6 separate regions of the Mus musculus genome follow, and regions 2, 3, 4, 5 and 6 are each linked to region 1. Evidence: chromatin loops called from intact Hi-C (ENCODE). Cell type or tissue: heart. All regions are shown on one strand. Region 1 overlaps Ensa (endosulfine alpha). Region 2 has its middle 6.6 kb from the start of Gm40096. Region 3 holds the start of Tars2 (threonyl-tRNA synthetase 2, mitochondrial (putative)). Region 4 has its middle 15 kb from the start of Adamtsl4. Region 5 overlaps Rprd2 (regulation of nuclear pre-mRNA domain containing 2). Region 6 holds the start of Rprd2 (regulation of nuclear pre-mRNA domain containing 2).

What was found. Peaks named below come from ENCODE experiments on the same cell type or tissue, not always from the same donor. Only the 100,000 strongest peaks of a DNase experiment are listed, where the experiment ranks them.
Region 2: it touches region 1 in a loop (2.4-fold over the local background); 4 of 42 quality-filtered maps call a loop at or near these places.
Region 3: it touches region 1 in a loop (2.5-fold over the local background); 8 of 42 quality-filtered maps call a loop at or near these places.
Region 4: it touches region 1 in a loop (2.7-fold over the local background); 2 of 42 quality-filtered maps call a loop at or near these places.
Region 5: a loop joins it to region 1, with 7 times the contacts of the local background. A loop is called at or near these places in 7 of 42 quality-filtered maps.
Region 6: a loop joins it to region 1, with 2.3 times the contacts of the local background. A loop is called at or near these places in 3 of 42 quality-filtered maps.

The regions. Positions count from the first base shown.
Region 1 is chr3:95,630,622-95,635,621 of GRCm38, reverse strand. It overlaps Ensa (endosulfine alpha), which reads right to left. Exons shown (of 4, transcript NM_019561.2): 4 at 3,505-4,190. The coding sequence ends at 4,175. Among named protein-coding and RNA genes, the nearest start is that of Ensa, 8.1 kb to the right of the region's middle. In heart, a CTCF peak has its summit at 2,551 (motif pointing left); DNase peaks (open chromatin) are centred at 2,311, 2,771 and 4,131; H3K27ac peaks cover 389 bases.
Region 2 is chr3:95,515,416-95,520,415 of GRCm38, reverse strand. No RefSeq gene overlaps it. Among named protein-coding and RNA genes, the nearest start is that of Gm40096, 6.6 kb to the left of the region's middle. In heart, a CTCF peak has its summit at 2,794 (motif pointing left); a DNase peak (open chromatin) is centred at 1,345; H3K27ac peaks cover 4,181 bases.
Region 3 is chr3:95,752,926-95,757,925 of GRCm38, reverse strand. Tars2 (threonyl-tRNA synthetase 2, mitochondrial (putative)) reads left to right here and starts at 2,949. Exons shown (of 18, transcript NM_027931.3): 1 at 2,949-3,168; 2 at 3,411-3,607; 3 at 4,796-4,919. The coding sequence starts at 3,088. In heart, no CTCF peak of the experiment used is centred here; a DNase peak (open chromatin) is centred at 2,985; H3K4me3 peaks cover 1,626 bases; H3K27ac peaks cover 1,369 bases.
Region 4 is chr3:95,700,010-95,705,009 of GRCm38, reverse strand. No RefSeq gene overlaps it. Among named protein-coding and RNA genes, the nearest start is that of Adamtsl4, 15 kb to the right of the region's middle. In heart, a CTCF peak has its summit at 2,605; DNase peaks (open chromatin) are centred at 2,669 and 4,699; H3K4me3 peaks cover 1,069 bases; H3K27ac peaks cover 2,416 bases.
Region 5 is chr3:95,769,510-95,774,509 of GRCm38, reverse strand. Rprd2 (regulation of nuclear pre-mRNA domain containing 2) reads left to right here. Exons shown (of 11, transcript NM_001368178.1): 9 at 138-398; 10 at 2,314-2,514. Among named protein-coding and RNA genes, the nearest start is that of Tars2, 17 kb to the right of the region's middle. In heart, a CTCF peak has its summit at 2,300 (motif pointing right); no DNase peak of the experiment used is centred here.
Region 6 is chr3:95,818,232-95,823,231 of GRCm38, reverse strand. Rprd2 (regulation of nuclear pre-mRNA domain containing 2) reads left to right here and starts at 4,279. Exons shown (of 11, transcript NM_001368178.1): 1 at 4,279-4,685. The coding sequence starts at 4,481. It overlaps Gm29948 (a long non-coding RNA gene), which reads right to left and starts at 4,352. Exons shown (of 2, transcript XR_375854.4): 1 at 4,102-4,352; 2 at 1,331-3,512. In heart, CTCF peaks have their summits at 2,872 and 4,305; DNase peaks (open chromatin) are centred at 3,781, 4,301 and 4,981; H3K4me3 peaks cover 2,673 bases; H3K27ac peaks cover 2,314 bases.

The sequences.
Region 1 (5,000 bases):
CCCTCCAGACATGTAAACCAAGCTGATTTCAAATGTGTGATTCTCCTGCATTTGTGTGCTAGGATACATACATTTGCCTCCACATGCGGTTCGTTTTCTGAGACAGTCTTGCTATGGTGTAGCTTGTTTGGAATTTTCAATCCTCCTGCCTGAGCCTCCCAATTGCTGGGATTACAAGTATGTATTACAATGCCTGTATCCCCATCCCTTTTTATGTGTATACGTGTTTTCCCTGTACACATGCATGTGCACTGTATTGTTTTGCACTGTATTTGTGTTCCATCCCTACGGAAGCCAGAAGATGGTGTAGGATCCCCTGGAATTGCAGTTACAGAGCAGGACACAGGAGACTCCCCTAAACAACGGAGGATTAAGTAAGATGATCCCAATCATCTGCTAGGCCTGGTGCTTTACAACTTCTCAAACAGATGTGGGAATTATCCTTTGTTTCTATCCCCTGCAGATGGACCACCACTGCGCAACGTAACACTATCATGTCAATTTATTCCCTTGCAGTTTCTCACCAGTGTCATCTCACTGAGAGCACCTATGTTTTAGCACAGTGCCTGGCATATTCTGAGCACCTAGTAAATGGCCATCGATCAGGACCACTGAAGCCCTCCCTCCCCTTCAAGGCTCAGGCTTGTATGTAGCACGTGTGTTCCGTAGTTCTCATGACTGTAATGCTTAATTCTGTCTGGCCTTACATACAGGGCTCCCCAAGTTTTATCCCCATTGTTTATTCCCATAAGCACGGCAGGCTCCACTTTATATTACACAGCATTCTTTTGAGAGACCTTCCCTTCACTTTCTGGTTTTCTCCCAGGCATTGTAAGAGCTGCTTGAACAGGTGCGGCTTGCTATGTAGACCATTCTCTTACCCCTGCCTTTGAGAACTGGGATTACTGGCATGTGGCTGGCCTTGAATTTCTGATTTTCCTATCTCTACCTCCTCAGTGCTAAGATCACAAGGATGTATCATTACTTTTTTGGGGGGGGGGGCGGGGGAGGACAGTTTCACTATGTAACCCAGGCTAGCCTTGAACTCACAGCAAACCTCTTGCCAGTCTTGAGAAGTAGGTTACAGGTGTCTGCCCCCTTGCCTGGCTTCTATCTTTTTTATGTATAGGCTACACTAGCTAAAGTGAGGACCAGTGGATTAGTGACTCGACTCCAGCTACTCTGTGTAGGCCATGGCTCAGCTGACAGGTTTGTCATCATAGTCACAGCCCACCTGTGTTAGAGCAGCTGGACAACTCACCCACTTCTTTCAGAGAATACCTGGCTGAAGTTCTCAGCAGAGCCAATTGTGTCCATTCAGTGTGTCTTTAACCAGCACACAGGATGGGGAGGCAGGAGTCACGTTTGGGGCCAGCCTAGGTTACCTAAGAATGTATTTAAAAAAAACCAAAAAACAAAACACAAAGGAAGGTTTGGTTATTGAATTTGTTTACCTTAGTTGCTTGGGTCTGTTGTATGAATAAAGAATAAATGGCAGTCATTAATTTATGACTGAGTCTCACTGTGTAGCCTTGGAACTATGTGTCCCAGGTTGCCCTTGAACTCAGAGGTCTGCGTGCCTCAGCCTCCAAACTCCTGGCCCTTATTTATTTATAAACAAGGTCTCACTATGTAGCTCTTGGGGAGCCTGAACTCAATGACAAAGACCAGGTTGGCCTCAACCCCTAAGAGATCCACCTGCCTCTGCTTTCCAAGTGCTGAGATTAAAGGTGTGTGCTACCATGCTACAGTCCAGCCGTCATTTAAAACATAATTTTATTACATGTGTGTGCCTGCCACTCTGAGGAGTCAGCTCTGTGTTTCCACTGCTATGAGGGTTCTGAGGTGGACCAGGTTCTCAGGCCCGTACAGCAATTGTATCACCCGCTGAGCTCTCTCCAACCCCAAATACTGGTGGTATACAGGCATCCAAAGGCCTTTCAAGGTTACAGCCCAACTAAGAAACGGAGACTCCAGAACAGCCAGGAGTTTATATCACCATGGGTTAGACAGTACACAAGCTTTTCCTTGGCCTGTTTTCTTTTTTTTTGGCTTTTTGAGACAGGGTTTCTCTGTATAGCCCTGGCTGTCCTGGAACTCACTTTGTAGACCAGGCTGGCCTCGAACTCAGAAATCCACCAGCCTCTGCCCCCCAAGTGCTGGGATTAAAGGTGTGCAAAACCATGCCCGGCGGCCTGCTGTTTTCTAAACCCCAACTTCCTCACTTGTATGGAAATGAACTTGGACTACCTGGAAGCTCTGACAGACAGCTTCACCACTACCCAGCCATGTGCATTTGATAGGCTTGAGAAGCCTGGACTCCACGTAGGACCAGCAGCGCTCCCACAGGGATCAACAGCTTTGGGTTTATTCCTGTCAGAGCACTGACCTTTTTCAAGTATTATTCTTTCAGCTACATAGTAAACTTCTCTCTCTTTCTCTCTTTTTTTTGGGGGGGGGGGGCATGTGTTGGTGTTGTTGGGTGTTCACATGTCACTGTGCGTGTGACAGTGCCCTCTACTGGGTACTAAGAGTAAGTTCTATTCCATTGTTGTGGGTCCCAGGAATCAAACTCAGGCTTCTTTTCAAGTGCCCTTAACCAACCAATTTTTTTTTGAGATGGAGCTGTACCACAGAGCCTTGACCATTTAATTCTCTGCCTCTATTTCTGAAGTTCAGGGCTTAGGAGCAAGCACTTCCCTATCTCGGGTTTCGTGTTTATGCAGCTGATGATGACCTTCAGCTCCTGCTCCCCTGCTTCCACTTCCCAAGGCATGCATGTCAGCTCGTCCAGCCCAGCACACTTTTTAATGGGCTCTCATCCCACTGGGCTCACCGCTCAGCAGGACAAACTATTGAGATGTATCACAAGCCCCTGGCTAAATGAGAAGAAAGTCAGAAGCATCTTAAACAGTTATAAATTCACCTGGGACGCTTTTGACTAAGACACTGAGAGCAGACTTCTTCTCGACATAGAGCTGACCCCACCCCAGAAGACTGGACATTTCAGTCAGCTCTGTCTCCTGCATTTCCCTCCAAACGGTTTTCAGAGGCAGGGTGTCAGGAAGACAGGGGAGGGTATGATGTGGGGCCAGGGACAGAAAGGCCAGTTTCTTTTGCTTATTACTAATAACTCACACTTCTCCCACACAAACAGAACTTAGGAATAGAAACTGAAGGGAAAAAGAATGAAAAGGGGCCCCATTCTTGCTGAGTCTGGACTAAGCTTTGGGTGTTAGCACACCATTTAACCAAGTTCCCAAATCTCTCATTTTCTATAAGGTGACATATCTTTTGAATTAGCTATAAAGGACAGGCAGAAGCCAGCAAAGGCCACCAGTCATCTGTGTCCACCATTCCTGCTCCCTCTCCCAATGTAATGAGCCTTGTCAGAGCCCCTTTCAAACTCAGGGGCCCACACCAACCTTCCCTCAATCACACCTCCAGTATCGCTCTTCACCTCCCAAATCCCAAGAAAACACACCAACTGCTTCACAACAGGTCTAGTTTTGGTTTTTTCCGTGGGTATTTTTTGTTGTTTTATTTTAAATACTGAAAAAAATTCCCCAGGGCTCTGTGGGGCTCCCCATTCACTGCCCTTCTCCACACAGCAAACCTATTTCAAGGACAGCATTTTTTTAAAAGGAACAGTTTATCCTAAATCCTCAACTTGTTCTGCAGAACCAGAGAGACCTCGTCTGCTTTAAAGAACACAATTCCTTTTCTCTGACACTAGATCACTAGCCATATTCAAAGAGTGCTTCTCTCTTCAGAGCTGAACCTGAACCCCTTACCATCCCTCACCTTACAGTCAACCACAGCAACCCAGAGGTTCAGGAGAACGGTAGGAAACTTCTTTTTTATCAGTCATAAACCCTCACTCACTCCCCCACATCTTCACTCCATCCTTTCAACCCCACCCTTGGGATCTCAATGAGTTTTCTTCCAACAGTTATTTGGAAAAAAAGGTAAAACAAAACAAAAAAAAGTTCAAGGTCTTGGTGCTCAGCCCAAGGGGCTCCATGTGTTGGGACACCAGTGGGCAGGTTCTCTGCCTCTCTAGCCTGCACCCGGGCCACCTCCTGACCCCTGGCTACAAAAGCAGGGAGGGGCAGGAGCCAGCACAGGACCCGAGTGGGCAGCGTCTCACGATCTGGTGGAGCCCCAGGAAGCATCACTCAACTTGGCCACTGTGGACGAACAAGGAAGAAACAAAAAACAAACAAACAAAAAAAAAACCAGTCAAGTAAAAGGGGAAAGCTCGTAAATTCCATCCCAGTCTTGACCCCATGGTTTCTCCAAATACTTCACTAAACTACCTTGTATATGCCTGAATATTAAGTAAAAGGAGGAGGGAAAATAAAAAGAAAGTTTTAGTCTTTCCCTATCCATAATCAGAACGTTTTCTCCCTTTTCAATATACTCATGGTAAACAGGAAGACAATTCTTGAGACATCAAATAACCGGAGGTTTCCTAGTGAAGGCTCACAGGAGCCACACAGTGCACAGCCACTGGCAGCGGTGAAGAGGAACCTCAGCACTGAGGTGCTGACTGGCAGAGGCCAGGGTCAAACCACATACTTGTTTGGAGTGGACTAAGTAGCCTGGATTTAATCAAATGCACTTAGATTTTTAAATGATGCTTCCATGCTAAGAAGCAAGCCTGAGAAGTGCAGCTTGTTCCTTGGCATCCAAGAGTGACACTATTTGATTCTGATTTCCTTTCCCCTTTCTCATCCCTATCTCCAGCTCATTGTGTGTATGTGTACACACTAACTACTATGTGTATTACTGGAGGTTGAAACTAGGGTCTTCTGAATGTTAGGAAAGTATTCTACATACGAACTACATTCCTAGCCCTATCTTTGCTTTTTATTTTGAGACAGGGTCTCACTAAATTCCCAAGGCCAGCTGTGAACTCACTCTGTAGCCCAGGCTACCAGCCTGCCTCAGTTTGTTGAACAGCTGGGATGACAAGCCAGCTTGATTTCCCTATTTCT
Region 2 (5,000 bases), 120 kb after region 1:
GGCTCTTGCTTTCCTGACATCTGGAACTTTCTGGTTGCTACCCCCAGCTCCCCCTCCCCCATTGCTACACAGCTCTGTTCAATATCATGACCCTCTGGTTCTTAGCCCTGAAGTTGAAATGTGTGCCGGCCACTGCCAGGTCCACTGGTGTTTTAAGGAATACTGGGAGTGCCATATAGGAACGGAAGGGGTGAACTTGTTAAGCTATTCAACCTGTGATTGGTGCTGTTTTCCTGTCATTTTAAGGGTCTACCTATTGGGTGGGAGGGAAGATGTCAAATAAATAAATAAATAAATAAATAAGTAAATAAATAAATAAATAAATAAATAAATAAATAAATGTACAATTTAAAAATATTACGATTAAACATAAGCTGGTTTCTCATAAAAGAAATTTAAAAGAGTCTGAATTTTAAGACAGTACAATGGCTGCTTTTTGTTGTTTTCTTTGTTTGTTTGTTTGTTTTCGAGACAGGGTTTCTCTGTATAGCTCTGGCTGTCCTGGAACTCACTTTGTAGACCAGGCTGGCCTCGAACTCAGAAAAGATCCTACCTCTGCCTCCCAAGGCATGCGCCACCACGCCCAGCTCAATGGCTGCTTTTTGTCTCTGTTAATTTACACAATTGTACTGGGAATTTAATAACAGGCATTATTTTCACAATAAAATTGCTACTCCCTACCCTTCCTCCAAGAAACACAGGGAAGAGAGGTAGACATGCTTAGCACAGAGGGTTTAGGAAGGATAACTGGGGGACTGGGGAGACACACAGTGGGCTAAGAATGTTTGTTCTGTGACTACGAAACCCTGAGTCTGAATTCCAGCCCCCAGCTAACAAGCCAGGTGTGGCCCCATGTCCTTGTAACCCTAGCATTTCAGGGTGGGGACAGGTGGATCCTCAGATCTTGCTGGCCAGCTGACCTAGCAGAAATGGCACACGTCTGGTTCAGTGAGATAAACTGTGTTAAAAGAATATGGTGGATAAAGATAGAGGAAAGCACTTGGTGCCTCTCTGGCCTCTGCTTGTGCATGCAGGCATGCACCTACATATTACAGCCACATGCAAAGGACATACACAAGCACCTACATATTACAGTCACATGCAAAGGACACACACACGCACCTACATATTACAGTCACACATATATCAAAGATCCTGTCTCAAAAAACTAAATAGCCACCATTTCTAGACCATTTATAAAGTAGATAATTTTTAGGGTAGTTTTGGGTTAAAAAAAAAAAAGAATCGAAAGTAGAGTTACAATAAGCTTCCTGCCCCCACACAGCCAGACTCTGCAATTTCCCCATTTCCCTCCATTCCTGTTAAACAGCAGCGTCATCTCCCTGTCTCCCCACGCCTAGAGCGCTCAGTTGGTTCTGCTCCTGGTTGACTTCGCTGTGTTAAATACCCCCTGTGTGCGGGAGCACAGTATGTGTTTGCTTGGCTTGCTTCACTAGAATTTTTTCAAAGTTCATACACGTAATAGAATAGAGCAGAATTTCTGACTGTTTTGAGATAGGATCTTGCTACATAGCTCAGGTTAGTCTGGAGCTCACTATTTAGTCTAAGCTAGCCTTGAACTTGCAGCAATCCCCCTGCTTCAACCTCCCAAGTGCTGGGACTACACACATGAACCACACCTAGCTTTTACTTAAGTTTTCTTTGCTGTCTGTATTTATTTTTAATTTTACGTGTATAGACAGTTTTGCTGTGAGCCCTGGCTATCCCAGATCTCCATCTATTATAGTCCAGGCCTCTGTCTTACACTGATCCCCCTGCCTCTGCCTCCTGTGTGCTGGCATTGCAAGTGTGATCTACCCCACCCAGCCTTTCTGAGCCTTGCAAAACAGAATTTGTAGTTTGGAGAATGTAACTTTTGTGTTCTTTTTGCTTTTTCTTTATTATTTTGGATGTTACTTTAAATACAGTTGTTTTCTTAATTTCATTTTCAGTTGGTTAATTAAAAAAGAAATACCCTGACTTTTGTATCTTTATTTGTGTCCTGTAGCTATGTCAAGCGCATTACATTAGTTCTGATTGTTTTTCAATGCACTTCCTGGAATTTTCTATACATAAGACCTTTTATCCACAAAGAAAACAAAACACAAAACCAAGTACCTTTATTCTCTACATCCATAGGCCAGACATTGTGGTGCATGCCAACCCTGGGGAGGCTGAGACACAAATTACATGCTGGCCTGGGTTATACAGTGAGTTCTAGGTTAGTCTGAGTTAGAGCTAAAACCTATACAAAATTCAAACAAACAAACAAACAAAATCAGACTGGGCATGTGTGGTACATTCCTTTAGTCCCGGCACTCAGGAGGCAGAGGCGGCAGATCTCTTGAGTTCAAGGCCAGATTGGACTACCGAGTGAGTTCCAGCATGGCCAGGGAGATACAGAGAAACATTTCTTTAAAAAACAGTGTGTGTGTGTGTGTGTGTGTGTGTGCGCGCCCGTGTGTGTCTGTGTGTATGGGTGTGTGTGTGTGTGTGTGTGTGCGTGTGTGTATGTGTCTGTGTGTCTGTGTGTATGGGTGTGTGAGTGTGTGTGTATGTGTGTGTGTGTGTGTGTTTCCGTGTGTGTCTGTGTGTATGGGTGTGTGAGTGTGTGTGTGTTTGTACGCGCGCGCATGCGTGTGTGTGTGCATGTAAATTGCTTCAGGAAGCTGGAGAGATGGCTTAGCAGAATGAGCTTATCCAAGTTATCAGAGTTTGGATGCCAGCTCAGGAATGCCCGCAATTTGAGCGCCAGGAGATCTGGTGCCATCTTCTGGCTTCTGAGGGCACTGCACCTCCCCCACTATAATAAAACCCAAACAAATCATTTAAAAGCCTCAGGAAAGAAAGCCGTTATGACTGTAAGTACCAAAGTGACAGACTGGATTACCGCAGTCCTGACAAGCACAGTGTAAGTAGAAAGCCGCTTAATGATTCAGAAAAGCTTTCCAGTGGCAGAGGAGTTGGAAACTACAGGCAAAAAATAAACAATACTGAAGTCTCACAGATCTTCTGGTTTCAACAAAGCCTGTGTAATTAAATGTAGAGCATGCTATTATCATTCGTATGCCTTCATTTCTCTCTCATTGTGTCTGTGAAGATCATGAGAACCAGTTCAGATTACAGTAATAAGCACTGGGACCCTGGACACAAAGATGAAGCAATTAATCAAATCATCAAGCCATTAAATCAATGAATGTGGAGGTGACTGCAGAAGCCAGGGCCTGCAAAGTAACAACCCACAGGAGGCAAGAAGAAAATCTGTCTCAACCTCACTTAGTCAGCCAATGTTGGTTCAGACTTCTAGAGTCAGACCCAGAGGGTTTATAGCAAGTATACAGTACAATTTAGAAAAAAGCTTTATGAAGATGGGTTCTAGAGAGAGGCCACATGTGTTATCTTACGGGACTAGGGGAGGATCCCACCTCTGGGCCTGGCTGTGGGGATCTGGCCATACAGATAACACAAAGGTCACCTGGACTACTAAGTATCTCAGGTCCTGGCTGTGGTAGCTTGGTGTGGCCTGGCTCTTCAGAACACACAAATCACCAGGTTGTTGACCACCACCACTCCAGCCTTCTGGGTAGAAAGACAGGTTACACATGTCTCCTGTTGGAGAGAGACAAACCTGCTTAACACTCCTGGTTTCCCCAGGGCTTATCTGTGAGCACAAGGTCCTTTGTGCTCCCGCCACAGCGAGAGGGGAAAGTGTGTGTATAGGGAGGGTGGGAGTAGGTGACTGTTAAAGAACAGAGCAGACTCTTCAGAAATTACATTTGTTCATTGAGTGTATGTGTAAAGTGTGCACATACCACTGTGTGTGTGTGGAGGTCAGAGGGCAACTTGGAGGGATGGCTGCATTACTTCTCCCGTGTAGGTCCTGGGACGGCTTGACAGCAAGTGCGTTCATTGCTGAGCCATCTTGCCAACCCTACAATCAACTTAATATTTAAAGTTGAACTGCAGCTTGGATACTGACTTGAAGTAACCAACAGTGAAAAGGTGCTTTAAGCAACTGGAGAAAAATTCAGAAAGGGACTATGTAATAAACGAGACCAACAAGCAGTTGGAGGGCCTAGAGAGACAGCTCAGTGGTTGAGACACTTGCTGTTTGCAGGGGACCCTAAGTTTAGTCCCCAACCCCCATATCAGGAAGCTCCCAGCTGCCTGCAGCCCCAGCTCTGGGAATCCAGCATCTTCTGAACTCTGCAAACGTGCACTCACACAAATACACATAATCACAAAAACACAAAACTTTTAAGCCAGGAGCAAGGCTGGAGAGATGGCTCAGTGGCTGCTCTTGCAAAGAACATGGGTTCAGGTCCCAGCACCCATGTGACAGCGCACAACTGTCTGCAACTCCAGTTCCAGAGGATCCAATGCCTTCTTCTCACCTCCCTGTGTACCATGCATGCAGGTAGAACACACATATACATGCATAAAAAAACTTAACAGGTTGTTTGTTTGTTTGTTTTATAAAGATTTATTTATTTATTATATATAAGTACATTGTAGCTGTCTTCAGACACACCAGAAGAGGGCATCAGATCCCATTACAGATGGCTGTGAGCCACCACGTGGTTGCTGGGATTCGAACTCAGGACCTTTGGAAGAGCAGTCAGTGCTCTTAACCACTGAGCCTCTCTCCACTCCTTGTTTGTTTTTTAAAGGTAGGGCCTTGGATGGTGACTGTTATCCCACTGCTAAGGAAGCAGAATGGGAAATTCCCTAGTGCCCTCTGGCCGGCCAGCCTAGCCTACGCGGAGAGTCCCTGGCCAGTGAGTGACCTTGTGAAAAGATGGGCAGCATCTGAAGAACAAGGCCCAAGGTTGACCTTTGACCTCCCACATACACAATGACTGGACATCCCAACGTGTGCAGTCCCAACCCCACAAACCACTGAAAAGACTGACAAACTATTTTAAACTTTGTGTCAGAATATCAACTAGGAATTGGAACATTATTTATAACCTAGAATATGGAAAGTAAACATTTGTTTA
Region 3 (5,000 bases), 120 kb before region 1:
GAAATAAAAGTATAAAGCTGGCCCCATGTTAGAACGTACACAGACAATACTGAATAGTCTTTTAAACCCGAATTACCAGCACGTCTTAGGGACTGGAGCTGTAAGAGTGGCAAAGTTACCATTTCTGAGACTCTGAGCCCCAATGTCCCTTGGGAAAAGTGGCAACAATTTTTCACATTTTGGGTGCTAGTAAGCAGAATTTGGTTCTAATAGCTAAAATGAATTTGGGACTATGTACTGATCCTGATAAAATGAAAAGTATCCATTGGAGATAGTTACAAGTAGCTTAAACCTATAAAATGAATCTTTTTTTTTTTTTTTTTTTTTTGGTTTTTTGAGACAGGGTTTCTCTGTGTAGACCAGTCTGGCCTCGAACTCAGAAATCTGCCTGCCTCTGCCTCCCAGGTGCTGGGATTAAAGGCATGTGCCACCACGCCTGGCCCCTAAAATTAATATCTTAACCAAAACTTTGACCAAGTGAGGATGCCTGGTCTAAAAGTAGAAGAAACCTGAGAAGTTGCTTTATTTTAATTAAGGATTTGGGGCGCCCTTTATTGCAGACTTCCTTCTCCTCCTGTGGACCTCATTTACTCAGTGTCTGTAGCTAGTCTGTAGGAACAAGTTAGGAAACACCACATTTCTTGATTTTTTTCTTGAAAGTACTTCACTCTAAAAGTCCTGTGGGCACAAGTGTCTGGGCCATGTGCTTCAGGAAGGAAAAGGAAAGAAATGCATGTTAGCAAGCATGACCCATTATGAGTCTGGCCTTAGAGAAGTGATGTGACTCTGAGCAACCCAGGCTGTGGCTTGGACAGACTAGGACTTGGCCTTGAGATAATTTTCCAGGGTTTAAAGGGAACATAAGAACACTACTGACAGAGTTGTTCTTGGAATAAGATGGAATTGTGAAATAGTGCCACATCTCGGGATCCTGGCAGGCAAGAGTGGGGTGAGCAAGAAAGTTGCAGAGGTGTTTTCCAGGTAGACTAAAAGCTTAATATCTCCTGAAGCCAAGGCATGTTCAAGGAGAACAAGTATGTATTGGCCTTAGATACCTGGCTTGCTACAGTGGGTGAGGGAATAACACAACATTCCTTCCACTGCAGGTTGCGTGATGTTGGTAGCTGGTCAGCATTAGCCCAGTGCATTGCACATAGTAAATGTTAAAGGATGCGTGTAAGAAGCTGTCATTCCCGGGTGGTATCTCCCTGTGATCCTAACAAAAGGACACTGTAGAATAATTTAAAAAGTAGTGACAAAAATCTCTACCTTTTGAAATTTACAGTCACTACATGATCAGTACATATTTAACATATATTTATTGAGCACCTCCTAGATTGTTGTCTGCAGTATGACGCTACCCTGCCTCTGTTATAGTGCCACAAAAAAATCTAGGTCTGCCATTGCCATTTTTTGTGAATGTTGCACTCTGACCACAAGAACACACACACACTATCTTCCTCCCCACAGCCTTGTCTCTTTCTTTGTATTTCAGGATGTCTAACATATCAGAAGATGGAGCCCCAGAGTGGCCTATGACTCAAGTCAGCTGCCCTCCTCAGGCAGAACGAACATTGGGCTTTGGAAGCCTAGGTTAAGCAGCTTGTTCTGACAACTCTTCCACAAGACCCCATGATCCCATCACCACTGCAATCTGGGAATGGACTAAGTGTCCCCACCCCCAGGTGAGGGACTACTTGAGTTAATAAGGGTGCTAATAAGTTCATTTCCCTTTATGCTTCTCCACACATCTGACCGTGTTTCTGTTTTTACTGTGTAAAGCTAATATGTCTAGCCCTGCATCTGAGATTTAATGGAGAGAGATCAAAGAAAGAATAAAGAAAGATGAAGGTGGGGTGCTGATGAGAGACCAAAGGCTTATGTAAGGAACAGAGAACAAGATGTTGGATGTCTCTAAGATGGTCAGGGAGTCTATTGGAAATAAACTATGGAAAGAACAAGGTATGCTGGAAGAGTGCACACTGCAGATTCATCGGCACGCATGTTTTTTACCTTAAACTACCTTCTGTAATCTTTGAATTCCACATCTGAGACCTGTAAGATGGCTCAGCAGATAACAGGTACTTACTGCCCAAGCCTGGCAACGTGACTTTGACCCCTAAGACCCATGTAAAGTGAAAGGACAGAAGTGGCCACAGAAAGGTAGCATGTGACCTACAAAACTGTGCCGCCCACGCCTTCAAAGATTCTTCACACACACGCAATAATGATTGATTGATTAAATTCCACATCTGTGACATTAAGAGGTCTCTAAAGTCCCTCCACCACGACTGCAAAGGAATGACCACCAAGATAGTCTTAGAGTTGTTACATTCAGTGGTAATAACAGTGTCTTGCAAGCCGGGCAGTGGGCGTGCACGCCTTTTATCCCAGCACTCGGGAGGCAGAGGCTGGTGGATTTCTGAGTGCTAGGCCAGCCTGGTCTACAGAGTGAGTTCCAGGACAGCCTAGGGGAAAAAGAGAACAAAAACAACAACAAAACCAGTGTCTTGCTGCTGGTGCTAATTATCATATACCAAGCACCGAGATGAGCAATTTACACAAAATGTACCTTCAGAATGGAACATATATTTTTATTCTTGTTTTATAGATTAAAAAATCGAGATTACAGAAAGTTTACTTAAAAAAAAAAAAACTACTTAATGCCAGATCCAGGATTTACACTAAATGTTTAGTTCCAGTGTCTGTACTTGTTTCTTGTCAGCTTTAAGAATGTTTAATAAATTTTATAATTAAAGGAAAATGACTAACTTCCACTTCCTGTTTTTCTCTCATTCTTGCCCCAGGAGGTATGCCCTGTCCTCAAAGTTGGATGCCTTCTTGTCACTTTGGGAACCCAGACTGCAGGTGTGTGCAACAGCTTCCACTTTCCGGTCAACCGGAACCTTTCCCAGAGCGGCTGCTGCTGTGTGGGTTCTACCTCAGCGGAGTTCCTGGGGGTGGTGCCCGGCCGGAATGGCGGCTATGTTATCCAATAGGAAAGGATATTACTGACTTAGAAGCCAATGAGGAGCCTGGTGAGGAAGAAGCGGTGATCGGAGCATGGAGGTACCGATTTGAGACAGCATGGGTCTCTGTCTGAGGTGGCGCCGGCTTGGGTTCCCACTCCCAGAGTTCCGCCGCTGCGAGCTCCACACCGTGCGTGAGGTACGCCAAGCTCCCAACCATTTAGCCCAGCGGAGTCCAAGGGGGCAGGCTGTCCAGCCCCTCCTGGACCCTGCTGCCCCACTCGGAAATGTGCGGTTCCTTTGAATCCCCAAATTAAGACCTAGTGTCACCCAGTTTCCACCTTAAAACCAATGCTTCTTAAACACCCATAACCCCTACGACCCCATTCCGGAGTAGTGGAAATAAGCCCGCGATACCTCCTAACGTGCCTTTTCCTCCAGGCCTCTGCACCAACTCCTCCACATTGGTTGGCAGAACGATTTGGCCTTTTTGAGGAGCTATGGACCGCTCACGTGAAAAAGTTAGCAAGTATGACACAGAAGAAAGCCCGGGCTATTAAGATATCACTTCCTGAAGGCCAGAAGGTAGATGCTGTTGCATGGAACACAACCCCTTACCAACTGGCCCATCAGATCAGGTATCAAGCCAGCCTTTCTACCTACAAGAATTATTTTTCTGTCCTTTTCTGCACCCGGTCAGAAAATGAAAGCATCTTTTTGTTTCTCTTTGGTTTTTCGAGACAGGGTTTCTCTGTGTAGCCCTGGCTGTCCTGGAACTCACTCTGTAGACCAGGCTGACCTCAAACTCAGAAATCCGCCTGCCTCTGTCTCCCAAGTGCTGGGATTAAAGGCATGCGCCACCATTGTCCCGCTACATTTTTTCTTTTTCTTTGTTTCCCATCAGAAAGGTGTAGTCTTTGGGCAGGGAGGGGGTTAGGGTTGGGGGGGGGGGTCAGTCAGTCATTTAATTGATTACCACACAAGCATAAGGACCTGAAATATGAATTTGTGGAAGGAAACTGACTCCTAAAAATTGTCCTCTGACCCCCCCCCCACACACACACACACACTGTAGCATGTGTGCCCCACCCATAAATAAATGAAATAATAGTTTCAGGTTAAAAATAAAAAGGGTGTGGTGACATGTGCGTGTAATCTGGTCAGCCAACCTAGCCTGCTGGCGATGCTCTTTGCCAAAGAAAGACCCTCTTCTAAAGGCATGATTGTTGACTCCCGAGGAAGAATGCACACCTACTCCCCCAGAAAAGCATCTTGTTAAAAGAAAAAAAAAAAAAAAAAGGCTGGGCGTGGTGGCACACGACTTTAGTCCCAGCACTTGGGAGGCAGAGGCAGAGGCAGAGGCAGGGGGATTTCTGAGTTCGAGGCCAGCCTGGTCTACAAAGTGAGTTCCAGGACAGCCAGGGATACACAGAGAAACCCTGTCTCCCATGTGCTAAGATTGCAGGTGTGAACCCCTACGCTCAGATAGTCCTTCTTGCCAAGCATAGTGCTACAGGCCTGTAATCTTAGCATTCAGAAAGTGGAGGTCAAAGATTCAGAATTCAGGGCCAGCCTGGGCCAAACAGCAAGACCTGTCTTTAAAATAGAGGGTAGGATGAGGACTTTTTTTTTATAAGGATTTGTCTTTATAGTTTCAGAATTTCTGCCCTTCCCAATGTAGTGGATACATTGGGAAAAGAAACAGCAGATCTTTACTGCTCTGGAAACTTCACTCAGCAAATTAGAGTTGCTGAGAAAAGTCAGCCTCCTGCCCTGGGGATTGTAACAACTCTGTCTTCATTCCCACTACCCTCCTACTGCTACAGTGTAACACTGGCTGATACTGCAGTGGCTGCTGAAGTAAATGGAGAACTTTACGATCTGGACCGACCCTTGGAGACAGATTGTCACCTCAGATTTCTGACATTTGATTCCCCAGAGGGCAAAGCGGTAAGTTTCTCCCATATGGTGAGCACAGTGCCTAATTATCTGAGTGATCTTTAAACAGGAAAATGTAATTGTTCTTTTGCT
Region 4 (5,000 bases), 69 kb before region 1:
TATTTTATGTACATTGATGTTTTGCTACGTGTAATGTAATGTACGTAATTCCAGAGCTAAAGTTACAGACACGTGTGAGCTGCCAGGTGCATGCTGGGAATTTAACTGGGTCCTCTGGAAGAGCAACCTGTGCTCTTAACCACTGAGCCACCTCTCCAGCTCTCCAGCTCCTGGGGAAGGACTTCCACAGGCAAACAAGCAAAAACTATTCTGTTCTGCCAGGTAAAGTGGTTAAGGCAACTCAAAACAATCTTTGGATAGCTGTGTAAACAGTTACAGAAGCTAAGTACTCATATCATAACAGGTAGAAAGTCATAGCTGTACATTTTTAAGTGGGGGTCAGAGTCAGGGTTACTGGGAACTTATCTTCCAGCGACAGGGTCACAATCAGCTGATATGTATCAAGATGAATGCTTAGCAGAAAGTGGAACTTCTTTGGCCATAATAGGCTTCAACACCAGGTATGAAGATAAGGTCTTGATAAAAAGCTTCAGTGAAAGAAGCAAGGGTTCCCAGGAACTCACACTTCTACAGAAAGAGAAGATTCATCGCCGGAGAGATAGGAAACAGCTTGGAGGTAGAATCACACCACATGTAAGGTCCTTAGGTAAATTACCCGAATGAGAGGGAGATAAGCCAGGTATGGTGGGGTCGAGGCTGTGGAATCCACTGGGAAAGACCAAAGGCTTAGATTACATGAATTTATTCTTACTGCTCCCAGAAGGACCACGGCCTTAGAGCCAAACATCATGCCCTGAAGGAGGAGGTTATGGTGGGGTCTTAAGAACATCAGAAAGGTCTGTGTTACACTGACCATGGAATCCACACCAGGCAGGAAAATGGTTTTAGCTCCCTTGGTTTCTTACTTTTCAGTTCTACAATAATAAAAAGAAACCATCTTACCCCTTTCCCACAGCAATTAGCAAAGGTAGCTGTTAGGGCTGGAGAGATGGCTCAGAGGTTAAGAGTAGTCAGTGCTCTTCCAGAGGTCCTGAGTTCAATTCCCAGCAACCGCATGGTGACTCAAAACCATCTGTAATGGGATCTGATGCCCTCTTCTGGTTTGTTTATACAATAAATCTTAAATTTTTTTTTAAAAGGCAGCCGTTAATACCTCATGGCCCGTTTTCCTATTCTAATCTCACCTGCAGGCCACTGGGCTCGCCCGGGCACACAACTGTAATACTTTCAATGTTTGCTCTGCATTGGTACTTCCTTACTGCTAAGCCCCTCACTCCATCTCTCTTATCCTCTACTGCATCTCCCAGGAACAGCCTTTTGGCCCCCAGAGTCCCTAGGGTATGCTTGGCTCCATACTAAGTTTCTCTACTCATCATAGGGATGTACCTAAGGTTTTCCTCAGATCTGAGAGCTTTGGTGACTGGGATAGAGCAGTTCACTTCTGAGCAGGGGAAACCACAGTCCCTTGCAGTTAGGGCTGCCTGTCACATCCCCACAGTGGCAACTGTAGCCCCAAGATTTAAGAGATGCAGGGGTGAGGAGCAGTAACTCAAGGTCACCTTAAGCACTGCGTAGCAAGTGTTTCTCAAGGCCTCTGCTTCATGGCTCGCTTCCAGGTTTCTGCCTTGACTTTGCTCTGATGGCCATCAATGGTGGACTGTAACCTGTATGATGTAAACCCTTTCTCTCCCTTGCTTTGGTCATAGTCTTCGTCATAGGAACAGAAAGTAAATTAGGACAAGGAGGCATTGGGGGGAATATAGTCAAATTCATTATATTTGTGTATGAAAATAACGTGAAGTCTATTGATACAGGTGATTAACCTATATCAGTAAACAAAAAGCTTGAATGTCCAAATGCAAAAAAAAAAAAAAAAATCCTAAAAATTATTACAACTCTGTTCAGCAACCTGCAGCCCGGGAAACCTGTCAGGTCTACAAAGACTTATTGGAACTGTGATATTTCTTTTCTTTCTTTCTTTCTTTCTTTTTTTGTTTTTGTTTTTTTTTGTTTGTTTGTTTTGTTTTGTTTTTCTGTTTTTCGAAAGAGGTTTTCTCTGTGTATCCCTGGCTGTCCTGGAACTCACTCTGTAGACCAGGTTGGCCTCGAACTCAGAAATCTGCCTGCCTCTGCCTCCCATGTACTGGGATTAAAGGCGTGCGCCACCACTGCCCAGCAACTGTGATATTTCTAAAGCAGCTTAAAAGGACAGGAGGCAGAAAAGACAGGGGCCTGACTTTCAACCGCTAAGACACACTATATTTATTAGTGCACTTAGCAAGAGGCAGCCTCTCTCCCACGGGAAATTGAGGGGTCTACAGAGGGTAGAGGGAGCTGGCTGAAATGGTTTATAGGGTTGGGATGAGGGACTTGGCAGTAAGGAAGTTGTTATTTTCCAAAACAAAGTATCCTTTCTAGGATGTCCATAAGAACAAAAGGTTATCCATAACATTGTAGGAATCTTGTTTTACTGTACCAGGGGTACTTCAGGAGACCACGTGCCATCTTCCAGGGCCCACAGCCTCCTGGTTTTCACAGTCTTGCCTTCTCGACAGTCCCCGAGTCTCCCCAAGCTCACAGTACCCAGCCTTAGATTACTCATTTGGTCTCACGTGACCCTCTGATTCCCTAGACCACAATGCTACCACCATGCAGGGGCAGTAGAAGCCCAGCTCCGGGTCTTCCCGGCAAAACGGAGCAGGGCGCGGAGATTCGGGGCGGGGCCTAGGGCGGGGTTCTGGACTCTGAGAAGGAAACCCTGAGCAGACCTTTGGACTCAGCTCTGCGGGAATCACATCAGCCGTTGACTCAGTCGACTCCCCCAGGCATAAAATCACAAAAGAGTTTTTGTTAGATGCTGATTGGGGAGGGAGGGGGAAAAGGGAGTCCAGGCTCCTTTTAGAAGGCCAGACCTCTGCAGTTTGAGCCAGGGGCCGCCTGGAGCCGCCCGGGACGGCCCAGAACGGCCCAGAACGGCCCGGAGCCAACCTGGGGGGAGCAACAGGACTTGGAGGGCTCAGAACTGCTAAGGCATCTCTCTCTATCCCTGCTGAGAGTCCATGCAGTTGGTCCTGTGTGGATTCACCAGGTAGTTGCTGAGTGCAACGTTAGCCAAACCTATCCGAACGTTTGTAAAATGTTAAACAAGGGCAAAATCTGGGGAACAGGTCCTGATAACGAAGATTAAACTGTAAATTACTTTAAAATACAAGGCAATTTACCTTCAATTCCAGTACTGCAGAGGCAGGAGGACCAGCCTGGTCTATACAATGAGTTCCAGGCCAGCCAGGGTACACAATAAAACCTTGAAGAAAAAAAAAGGGGTGGGGGGCAAAGTGGCAAATCAGATACCCTGATGGGATATGAGATGGGACAGAGAGAGATGGCTCAGCAATTCTGAGCACTTGCTTGCACGGGAAATCGCAGTGATTAGACCACTCCTGTGGGTGGAAAAGGAAAAGTTTATTCAAACTGCCAAGGCTATCTCTCAAGGGTCAAAAAGGTAGGGAAAGCCTTGCCAGTTATAAAGAGAGGAGCTAGCCAGAACAGCATGGAGGTTCAGAGTGGTAGAGGGGCTTTGATATGTGTTACAGTTTATGTTAATAGGGAACTAGTTGCCACATTTGCCCCATTTGGTAGGGAAAGATTAGGGAAATGGCTCTACCTGGCAGTCAGAAGCCATTTTGTAGGCTTCTGGAGAATGCTGAGTGTAAGCTTTTGTTTATCCACAGACAAACTTGTTCTATTTTGAGTCCAGCCTGAGCTGAGCCCAGATTGTCATTTGGGGACACTGTCAGGAGTGCTGCCGTTTTAGGGACTTGAGGGTGGGGGCCTAACATCGCTCTTCCAGAGGACCAGGGTTTGATTCCCTGCACCCACACAGCAGCTCAGAAGTCTGTAACTCCACTTTAGGAGATCTGACCCCCACTTCTGGCCTCTTGGGGTTCATGGAACACAGGCATAGAAGCAAGAAAAACACCCACACAGAGCAGGCTGGGAAAGGTAAAATTTAAAGAAAATGGGAAGCTGGATATGGTGGTTCATACTTATAATCCCAACACAGAAGGGCTGCATGAGGTGAAGGCCAGTCTGGGCCACTAAGGAAGTTTCTAGCTAGCTGAGGCTATCTCAAAAGCAAACAAAATCAAGTAAATAATAAATCCCACCCCTGCTGTGAAGGACTCACTGGAGAAGAACAGATGGGAGAAGAGGGAGGTCTCCCCATAGCCTGGTCCTGGGGGAACAGCCTCTGCATCCCTAACATTGCTTTCTAATTTGAGGTGGACAGTGATACCCCTCCCTCCAGGCCCTTGGGTGGCCCTGAGTTGCCCTGACCTATGCTCTCTCATTTCAACATCAAAGAACTTGTTGTAGAAGCCTGCGCCTCAGCCTCATCAAGGCCTGTTTCACTGCAGTCCTTGGAGAGATCCCTACACAGTGGTACCCTTTGCTCGGGTCACCAAAGCCACTGTCCTCCTCTGACCACACCCTGGGCTCCACTAAGCCCTCCCCTGTTTGGGAGGAAGCCAAAGTTGACTGTCCTGTTCTGTCCTGCTGCAAATCTCATGTACACTCTGCTTAGTTCAGCGCATCGGTGGCTCTGGGACAGCCCTGTGCCCAGCTTGCAGCAAAGGCTCTTCCCAAGGTCCACACCCAGCCTCCCCAAAGGAGGCAGCAGGGAAGAGAGCATTCTCGTCCACCTCCCTGGAGACTTGGCTTGGATCGCTGGGGTCTGGCCAGCTCTGAGGATCCATCTGTTCTCAGCCATCAGACAGCAGCAGCCACCAGCCTCAGAAGGTGGTATTCAAACCTTCAGAACCCTGAGGCCACGTCAGAGGTACAGCCACTGATGACAAGTCCCTAACAAGGTGCAAAGCACAGGACATCCTCCTGGCCCCACGCTCTGTCTCAACAGAACACAAGGTGTTTAATGGTCAATTCATGAGAGACCGGCTCTCCCCGCAGCTTCCACCTGAGGTCCGCAGGGCATCCTCTTCTGAGGAAGGGGGATGAGAGCATACCCCCTCATACCTGTTTAG
Region 5 (5,000 bases), 140 kb before region 1:
GTTGTGAGCTGCCGAATATGGCTGGTAGGAACTGGTTTGTTTTGTTTTGAGGCATAAAACTAAGTGGTGTAGAACTTTGTGCCCTCAAATTAGGAAATATTATGTCATAAAATTATCTCCTTTGTTTGTTCAAACAGTGGAGGACCGGAAAGAAAAGCCTGTGGAGAAACCTGCTGTCTCCACTGGTGTGCCCACCAAGTCAACAGAAAGTGTCTCGAAAGCCTCACCGTGTGCCCCACCGTCTGTGCCCACGACGGCAGCTCCACCTCTCCCGAAGCCTCTGAGCACTGCACTTCTGTCCCCTTCCCCAACTTTGGTTTTGCCAAACCTGGCAAATGTGGATCTGGCAAAGATCAGTTCCATCCTTAGCAGCCTAACATCAGTCATGAAAAATACGGGTAAGTGAGCCACTGATGATGCTGAGCCACTGATTTCCGTCTTTGTTTCATTGAACCAGCAAAGTGGGGTTTTTTTGTTGGTGGTGGTGGTGAAATTAGTACAATTTTTTCATTAAAAATACATTAAAAATGGATGGACACCTTAGAAAAGCCAAAAAATAATATTACTACACCAAAGAAAACCACATATATATATATATACACACACACACACATATATACACATATATACATATATATACATGTATGTGGATTTGAGAGATTAGATATTTAGAATACTTTTTCTTTTAATAATTGAAACATTGCCTATATTATCTTTAAATCAGCTTATTTAAAACTTCAGTATGTATGACAAATTTTTAGTTATTAAATATTCATTTAAACAGCTGGTTGTGGTGGCACACACCTGAAATCTCAGCACTTGGGAAAAGAGGCAGGATATGAGGCATTCAGGGATAGCCTGGGCTACATGAGGCCCTTTCTGGACAAAAATGATGGAGATGGGTAGGAAGATGGTTCTGTGAGTGAAGTGCTTGATTTCGTAAGCCTGAGGGCCTGAGCTTAGATTGCCAGCACCCACACAACAACCAGGCTTAGCTGTGTGTGCCTGTAGCTCCACTGTTGAGAGTGAGTACCCACTGGTAGATACTGGGGAGAAGCAGCCAGTCTAGCAGAAACCTGAAGTTCCAGATTCAGTGATTGACGTAATCTCCCAAAATTAGATAGTGACAGAGGAAGGCACACGGTGTCATTTTGGTCTCCAGGTACACACAATGTGGGAGTGTATAACTGTGCATGTACCACACACAAGAAAAGTCATGTGCATCAACTTTAATGGCTATTGTAGTATATGGTAATTCTTGTTATTAGACATTACTATGTTTTCAGCTTTTCATTTTATAAAGAATACTGAAGTCCTTGCCATGCAAACCTGATGAGACCTACATTGAATCTCCAGGATCCATGTACAGGTGGCAGGAGAGATGTGACTCCTCAAAATTCTCCTCTAACCCACATCATCCACACACTAGCAATGATAATAGTGACAGGAGGACTGTACTGCACACGCAGGTGCAGAAGGACAGACAGAAGCATTGTATCTCATCTGCACCCTGCCCAGGGTAGTATTTGGGGGCATGTGAACTAGATGTGCTACCACCTGTAACCTGAGCCCTGAGGAAGCCAAGCAGGAAGAGTAAGAATTGAAGGCCAGCCTGGGGTATATTGTGAGTCCCTGTTTAAAAAACACAAAACCAAAAGACAGCATGTAGCTTTTTAAATTGTTATCTAAGAGTATACTATTTTATATACCTAGTGTTTGGAAATTTAATTGTTCCTAACCTTTTCCATTGTCACGTTCAATCTTGAAAAGATAATATTTTAATTAAAGTTTTTTTTTTCATTTGTTCACTTATATTTATTTGTAAAACATCTGTTCATAGTGGTTTGGTCACATTTTAAGAAACCAAATGTTTTTCTTGCGTCTGCGTTTACCTTTTTACTGTGCTTTGAAGTGTAACAGTGTAAAGGAATTTATTTGTATAATGTCACCTTAAAGGCTGTGTAAGAGGAAAACCCTTGCCACTCCCATAGACATGCAGTGAAGGTGCTCTGCATTGGTAGTGCCTCTGATCCTGTCGTCCTGCTGCATTCGCTGAGCAGCGTGGGTGCAGAAACAGATTGCCGCTCTGAAAACCAAGGAATGTGCATGAAAATAACATAGTGCTTGTTTGTTTTAAGAATATTCCAAACAGAAACAACAGTTCATATTTTCAGATGTTTTTCTTTGTATGTGTCAAAATGGGCACTGTTTGTGGATCAGTCAACCAGAATTACTATTAAACAATCTTTCATTGACTGGAAAGTGTCATGAATTGAGTATTGCATTTTCTTGAGTTCATCTTTCTGCCACCAGGGGTCAGTTCTGCATCAAGACCTTCTCCAGGAATTCCTACCAGTCCCAGCAACCTCAGCAGTGGCCTGAAAACACCTGCACCTGCCACAACACCATCTCACAACCCTCTGGCAAATATCCTGTCAAAGGTGGAGATCACCCCAGAGAGCATTCTCTCTGCTCTTTCTAAAACCCAGACACAGTCAGCCCCTGCACTCCAAGGTAAACTGACATGTGCCAGAGGGACTTGAATTGTGAATGTTTGTCTCCAGGGTAACCTTGAATTCTAACTCAGAGGAATCCAAAGTCATGAAATGTACAATACAGTTAATTCATTACTGTCTTTATACTTATCATTTATGAGGTAGCAGTTATAGAATTGAAAATGTCAACACTAAAACAGACTCTAAATATTATCTAGTAACACCCTCCCATTCAGGTAAGGAGACCAAGCTCATGAGGTGATGTGGTTGGTTAAGGTAATGCGTTCGTCTGATGTGTGATGAACTGAGACTAGAAGCCAGACTTGTTGGTTTGCTAATAATATTCCATCCTACGGCAGGGCACAACTGTAGCTTACATTAACCCTAGCTCTTAGTGCAGGGTAGTGTGTGTGTTGAGTTTTAATATTATAACCTATATCAAACATAACCTATATATCTTGTTTTCTCCCTTCTGTTTGTAGTCTCTGCCTCATTTAAACTTCTATTTTTTGCTTTCTCAGTTGTCTTGTATATACAACTGCCTCAGTTTTTCATGAATCACTTGATCTTTCAATTCTTATTTTCCAGATTCCTACACAACCTTCTTAAACATCTCAGTATAATGATGCAGTTAATTGTAAATACCAGATCTGTATCGTTGCTAAAGCCAGGGACTTCTAGGTGACACTTAGTAATAACTAGAGATACTTTTGTTTGTTTCAACTGGGACAGAAACTCCTAAGCACTAATGGGTCAATGTCAGAGAAATGTCGTTGAATATCTTATAATGCATAGAATAGTCTCCAACCACAAAAAAATGTATCTATGCTAGAATATCAGCAGCGATAAGGTAAGGAACCCTGTCCTTATGAGTAGAGCATATAAATAGCTATTACTTTCTGTTCCTGAACTGTTCTGGGACAGTCTATTACTATTGCTTCTTCAGTAGTCATTCAAAGAGAGTTTTATTTTACAGAACTAAATAGAAGATCCAGTGACCTTCTGAAACCCTTCTCTGTTGGAACTAGCAATTAAGAATTGATGTTTCCAGTAATCCCAATTCTTAGAAGACTAGATCCCCAGTTACAGGCTAGCCTATGCTGCAGTGGGATGTTACTGTTTTTTCGTTTTCCTTTTTCTTTTTTTAAAGATTTATTTTATTTACATGAGTGCACTGTATTTTTTCTTTTTTATGGCACAAAATATTGATGATAATCTACAATATTTGATTGTGTACAGCTCAAGAGATTTTGATGCTTTTGACTTTGCACTTTCTGTTGTCATTCTATATAGATACAGAAAATCTTGAAGTCACGTATATTAGTTTCTCCTATAGATGCAACACGGTATTTATAGAGTTCCTTTTGCTCTGCAGATTGCAAGTTGTCCTTCTTGTCACTTGAAGAAATCAGATCTGACAGGATAAGAAATAAAAACACAAAAAATACCTCCTTATGGAATAGCAGAGTTTGTCATTTTTCTTTTGCTTTTAGAAAGTGGAATTCCTAGCCAAGTGTGGTGGCATGCTGCAATCCCAGCACTTGGAAGGTAGAGGCAGGTAGATCTCTATGAATTCAAGACCAGCCTAGTCAACAGAGCAAGTTCCAGGGCTACATAGAAAGATCATGGAAAAAAGGGAAAAATTCCATTTTCGTGGGGGAAATAAGTGGAGTTTTCCTTTTAAAAAAAAAAAAAAAAGACTTATTTGTTTTATATAAGTACACTTGTAGCTGTCTTCAGACACACCAGAAAAGTGCATCGGGTTCCATTACAGATGGTTGTGAGCCACCATGTGGTTGCTGGGAATTGAACTCAGGACCTCTGAAAGAGAAGTCAGTGCTCTTAATCACTGAGCTGTCTGTCTGGCCCCATGGAATTTTCCTTAACCGTTCAGTATGCTAAAACATAAATGCTCATGTTTACTCAACACTATAAACAAAAATCTTTCAGAGGCTAGCAAGATAGCTTAGTGGGTAAAGCTACTTGCTGCCAAAGCAGACTACCTGAGACCCACGTGGTGGAAGAAGAGAACCAGCTCCCTAAAATTGTTCTCTCTCTATCACACACATACACACAATATAGTTTTTTAAGGCTTTATTTATTTATTTTTTTTCTCAAGAAAGAAAATTTTTTCCAGGTGGTGGTGGTGTATGCCTTTAATCCCAGAACTCAGAAGGCAAGGGGAAGGCAGATCTCTGGAGTTTGAGGACAGCCAGGGCTACACAAAGAAACCCTGTCTTTTAAAGAGATTTTTTTTCTTAGAACTTTATTTTTGTCTTCCACAGTTCTATTGATGAATTAAAAAAAAAAGACTTCACAGCTTGTTGAGGTAAAATAAATGTAGAAAAGACCAAAAGAATTTCCTGTCTTACAAAATATAAGTAACAGCTCTCTCTTTAAGTTCACTTCTTTATAGAGGAGGGGTTATATCTGCCTTCATGCTTATGGAGGTCAGAGGACAACTTGTGGAAATTGTTTCTCTTCTACAATGTGGATGCTGAGAAT
Region 6 (5,000 bases), 190 kb before region 1:
GCCAGCCTGGTCTACAAAGTGAGTTCCAGGACAGCCAGGGCTACACAAAGAAACCCTGTCTCAAAAAAAAACAAAAATCCCCAGAACAAAATTTCTGAAACCTCAGCTGCCAGTGAAAACACCTGAATTTCTGGCTGTTCTGGAATTCACTATGTAGACTAGGTTGGCCTCGACCTCTCAAAGATCTGTCTACCTCTGCCTTCTGAGTACTGAGATTAAAGGCATATACCACCATGCCTGGGCAAGCAGTCTGATATTTAGATATCTTGTGTGGGAGTCTGTGTGAGAAAGCTGTGAATATACTGTGAACCGTGGATGGCAGAGTGCAGAATGTTCTTCCCACGAGGTGGCCTTCTAGAAAGAATTGCATAAGCTGTGATAAGTGAATGCACTTGAAAGTCAGTACATGAAGGGGATGCCTGGCATGTCCACAATCTCTGCACAGGAAAGGCAAATCCTGGGAGGAATAGTCTTGACTCTTCACAGGACCAAAGATAAGACATAACATCAGGTGTATTCCCTTGCTGTCCTGTATTCATGTAGGCTAATGGTAAACATCACCTCACTTTAAAAAAAAAAATGGGACGTGCTTTGTTTACACTACTCTTGAGCTCTACAGTCTTGCTCTGAATCCATTACACCACCAGAAAAATGGAATGCTTAAGACCACAAATGGCAGTGGCAAAGCATTCAGTAAATCCCATCGTTCATGAAATGTGAGGTGCGTGTTTCTCTTTAAAGCCCAGCCCAGGTTTACACACTTCCAAGCCAGGCAAGACTACACAGTGAGACTTTTCTTTGTTTGTTTGTTTGTTTGTTTGTTTTTGCTTGTTTTGTTTTTCGAGACAGGGTTTCTCTGTAGTCCTGGCTGTCCTGGAACTCTCTGTAGCCCAGGCTGCAACTCAGAAATCCGCCTGCCTCTGCCTTCCAAGTGCTGGGATTAAAGGCATGCACCACCACTGCCCAGCACAATTAGACTATTTCTTTGGGAAGAAAAAAAAAAAAAAAAAAGAAAAAAGGCGAGCCAGGTGTGGCAGCTAGAGTCTAAATCCAGAAGCCCAGCTTCTATAGGGTAGAGATAGGAGGATGGCTGGAGCTTGCTGGCCACAGGCAAAACAACAAGGGATAAAACAGCAAGATCTGTGAAGTCCTCCCCTTGCATGTAAGAGTAAATGAACACAGACATAGACAGACATACCTGCCCCAAAAATGATCCCCCCCCCCATTAAAAGAGTTTGCTTACTGTTTCATTTAAAGATGGTTAGAATTTACCGAAGGCTGGCTATTGCTCAACCAAATCAAAATGGAGTCACATTAAAGGCCTACGTGATCAAGTGAAACTTGTTTATTTTAATCTCCCAAGAAACCAGTAAAGAGGTAAGAGTGAAATCTCCAAGCAGGTCATTTTCAGCTGGTATGATAAGGAAGTCCTGCTTTTAACCTTGGAAGGAAAATAACTTGAAAACAATCTGCTGTTAGTTGTTCCTTCTTTCCACAGCTCTTTTCTATTTGGAATACCAAACTTCCATTCAGCTCATCAGAATGTTCATTGCAGAGAATGAGAACTTGATTGTAGGATCATTAAGGTCTTTAAAAGTGTTGTAAAATTTAAAACAAGATTTATTAATAAATATGTATATGAGTACACTGTAGCTATACAGATGGCTGTGAGCCTTCATGTGGTTGTTGGAAACTGAATTTTAGGACCTCTGTCTATGGTGATTCCGTGTGTGAGCTAAGTGTGTCTGGAACAGGATCAAGCTGGCTTTCCTTATTGAGGAGCAGAAAATTGTGGTGAAAGCACAAGTACAGAGTCAGAAAGCAAAATAAATATGCAGCTTTTTATAAGTAATAAAAATCAAAGCTTGGAAGAAAGAAAGAGAATCCAAAGTGCAGACAGGCTTTTAAATCTCAGCACTTTGGCAGGGCAGTAGTGGCTCACACCTTTAATTTCAGCGCTTGGGAGACAGAGGCAGGTGGATTTCCGAGTTCAAGGCCAGCCTGGTCTACAGAGTTCCAGGACAGCCAAGACTGCACAGAGAAACCCTGTCTCGGAAAACCAAAACAAACAAACAAACAACAACAACAAAAAACCCACCTCAGCACTTGGAAGGCAAGGAGATAGGATCTCCTGAATTGGAGGCCAGACTCTACAGAGCAAGTTTCAGGATAGCCAGGGCTACACAGAGAAACTTTAGCTCAAAAGAAACAAAAACAAACCCAAAGTCAGTACAGTGGCTTTCAATGCCCTACATGAGCCCTCTTTGCTTCTCACCTCTTCTGTCTCTTATCTTAGTGGCTTTCTCATCCTCTGCCAGTCACACTGGCTTCCTTCTTCTTCCTCTAAAATGTTTCAACAGTCCTGGTTTAGGGACTCAGCACTTGGTGTTCTTTTGCCAGCTCTTCTTCCCTCCCCTCATATGTGCTTGGTTGCTTTTTTCTCAATCTCTTTTTAAAAACTGGATCACACCATTATTCATATACACAGTCTTTCTCCTTTAATCTTACTCCATACCTCTTTATGACTCCTTACTCCCTGACACATGCTTGTGGTTTGGTCCTGATACCAAATCAAGGCGGAGTAATTTTTGTCTGCTTTGCCATCATTTCCCTAATCCTAAAACAGTTCTTGGCACAGAGATATTAATTTTAAATGATGAAACAGGCTCCTTGCCTCAAAAACCTTTCCGTTGAGTTGGCATAATTAAAATGAAGTTCCTGTGTTCAATAGGAATACATGAACGTCCAATCTTCTCAAAAGATTCACACAGGCAGATGAGAATGTAATGGTTAATTTTTTAAAAAGATTTTCTTTATTATTATATCTAAGTACACTGTAGCTGTCTTCAGACACACCAGAGAGGGCGTCAGATCTTATTAAGGATGATTGTGAGCCACCATGTGGTTGCTGGGATTTTAACTCAGGACCTTTGGAAGAGCAGTCAGTGCTCCTACGTGCTGAGCCATCTCTCCAGCCCATAATGGTTAATTTGAGGCTGTGCTAATAAACACAATACTCAAGACTCTTGTAAACTGTAACGCACAGGGCAGTGGTGGTGCACGTCTTTAATCCCAGCACTTGGGAGGCAGAGGCAGGTGGATTTCTGAGTTCGAGGCCAGCCTGGTCTACAGAGTGAGTTCCAGGACGGCCAGGGCTACACAGAAAAACCTTGTCTCGAAAAAACAAAAACAAACCTATAACGCATTACGAAATTGTGATGTTACTACCTAGCAAAGAAGCCACACCTTGTCAATTACTCTTTCCTCGCTTCGAAGACTTTTCAGAGAAATTTTCGTTTAACTTTTATTCCCTCTTTCTAGAATGCAGTCGGTCGGCTGGCTGTGAACGGTGTCATCGCAGTCGGGCGTGTAGCATAGGTTAGTCAAGGAGTGCCTAGAGAACAGCTAACAGGGCCTGACGCATGCGCGTCTTCCCCCACTCCGCAAGACGTGCCAGCCATTTTGTCGCGTGTAGGTCCCCGATGGCGGGGTGGCAGGGAACGCAGCTGCAGCTGTCAAAAACAGTAGCCACAGAACGGTGGGCATTTCCCATCCTAGTGTGAATTAAAGGCTCCCAGGGAGCAACCCCGCCATGAAGCCAAAAGCAGGGCCGAGCACTGAACTGGGGTCTAGTAACGTCCTAGGCTCCGGAGCGCCTCAATCCTGCCTCCCCAGGTTTTCCTCCCAACCCGCTAGGCGCAGACCTAACGCGCAGGCGCACAGAGAGACGCAGCGCCTCCTCCGCCTTCAGGTCCCGACGCGCTTCTCCGACCCCCTTCCCTGATTGGTCGAATCGCAGCGCCATCACGCCCCCTCGGCCCCCGTGCTCAAGATTGAGGAGGAAGCGGAGGGGCGGGGCTTCCGTGCGCGTGCGCATTTCTTCTGCTGGTCTATTGCTGCTATTGCGTTGCAAAAAAAAAAAAAAAAAAGAAAAAAGAAAAAAAAAAAAAAGAAAAGAAAAAAAAAAAAAGAAAGAAAATTTTCTGCCTAGGTAGCTTTGGGCCTTTCCTGTGGTAGAAAATCTAAAGGCAAAGCTCTCTGCAGCCGAAGGGACGGCGGAGTAGCGTTTCGTCTTCGGTACCAAGGCCGCCCTGGGCTCACCGGAATTTGGCCAACGGGATGAGGGAAGGGCCTTAAGAGTTGAGGAGCGTAGAGGCTAAAAGCCTTAGTTGTCGGCGCCGTCGCAGGTTCTGTCTCCTCCGTAGTCGTCTCCCGACTCCCGGTTTAAACACCACCCCCGAGCCATACTGACAGTCCTCCGCGGCCGCGGCCCCTCCTCGCAGCGTGTGGGAGCCGCCAGCGCGCCCAGCAGCTAGCCCTCCTGCCGCCAGAGGAGCCTAGCGCGTGCAGCGTCCCCACCCCCTGGCCGCCCTCCCCTCCTGCTGCTTTCACGCACTCGCACTGATTGTTTTGCCCGCTCCCGCCGCCGCCGCCGCCGCCGCCGCCAGAGGACCAGAGGCGCTTGTGCAAACCGGGGAAGATGGCGGCCGGCGGCGGCGGAGGCAGCAGTAAGGCCTCCTCCTCGTCGGCCTCGTCCGCAGGGGCCCTGGAGTCTTCGTTGGATCGAAAATTCCAGTCGGTGACCAACACCATGGAATCCATTCAAGGCTTGTCGTCCTGGTGTATAGAAAACAAGAAACACCACAGTACAATCGTCTACCATTGGATGAAGTGGCTCCGGAGATGTGAGTGTGGGGGCGACTAGGAAGGGGGAGGCTGGAGAGATGGAGAAAATGCGGCCCCCAAAACACTCTGGGGTTTGCCCACCGAGCTGCTGCATTCAGTTGGGGTTCACATTAAAGATCGGGCGCGAGTGTTCCCTAGCCCAGACTCCATCCTAGGCACGGTTGCCCTGCTCTGCAGGGGGCTCATTGCTTGGAATTTTTCAGCCTCACATTTGGCGTGACCTTGGGCCGTTGGGCCTAGACCCGTAGAGATTTTCGCGTTTCCTTCCGAGCCCTGGAAGGTGTGTTGTTGATTATCCTGAACCTTCACGGAAA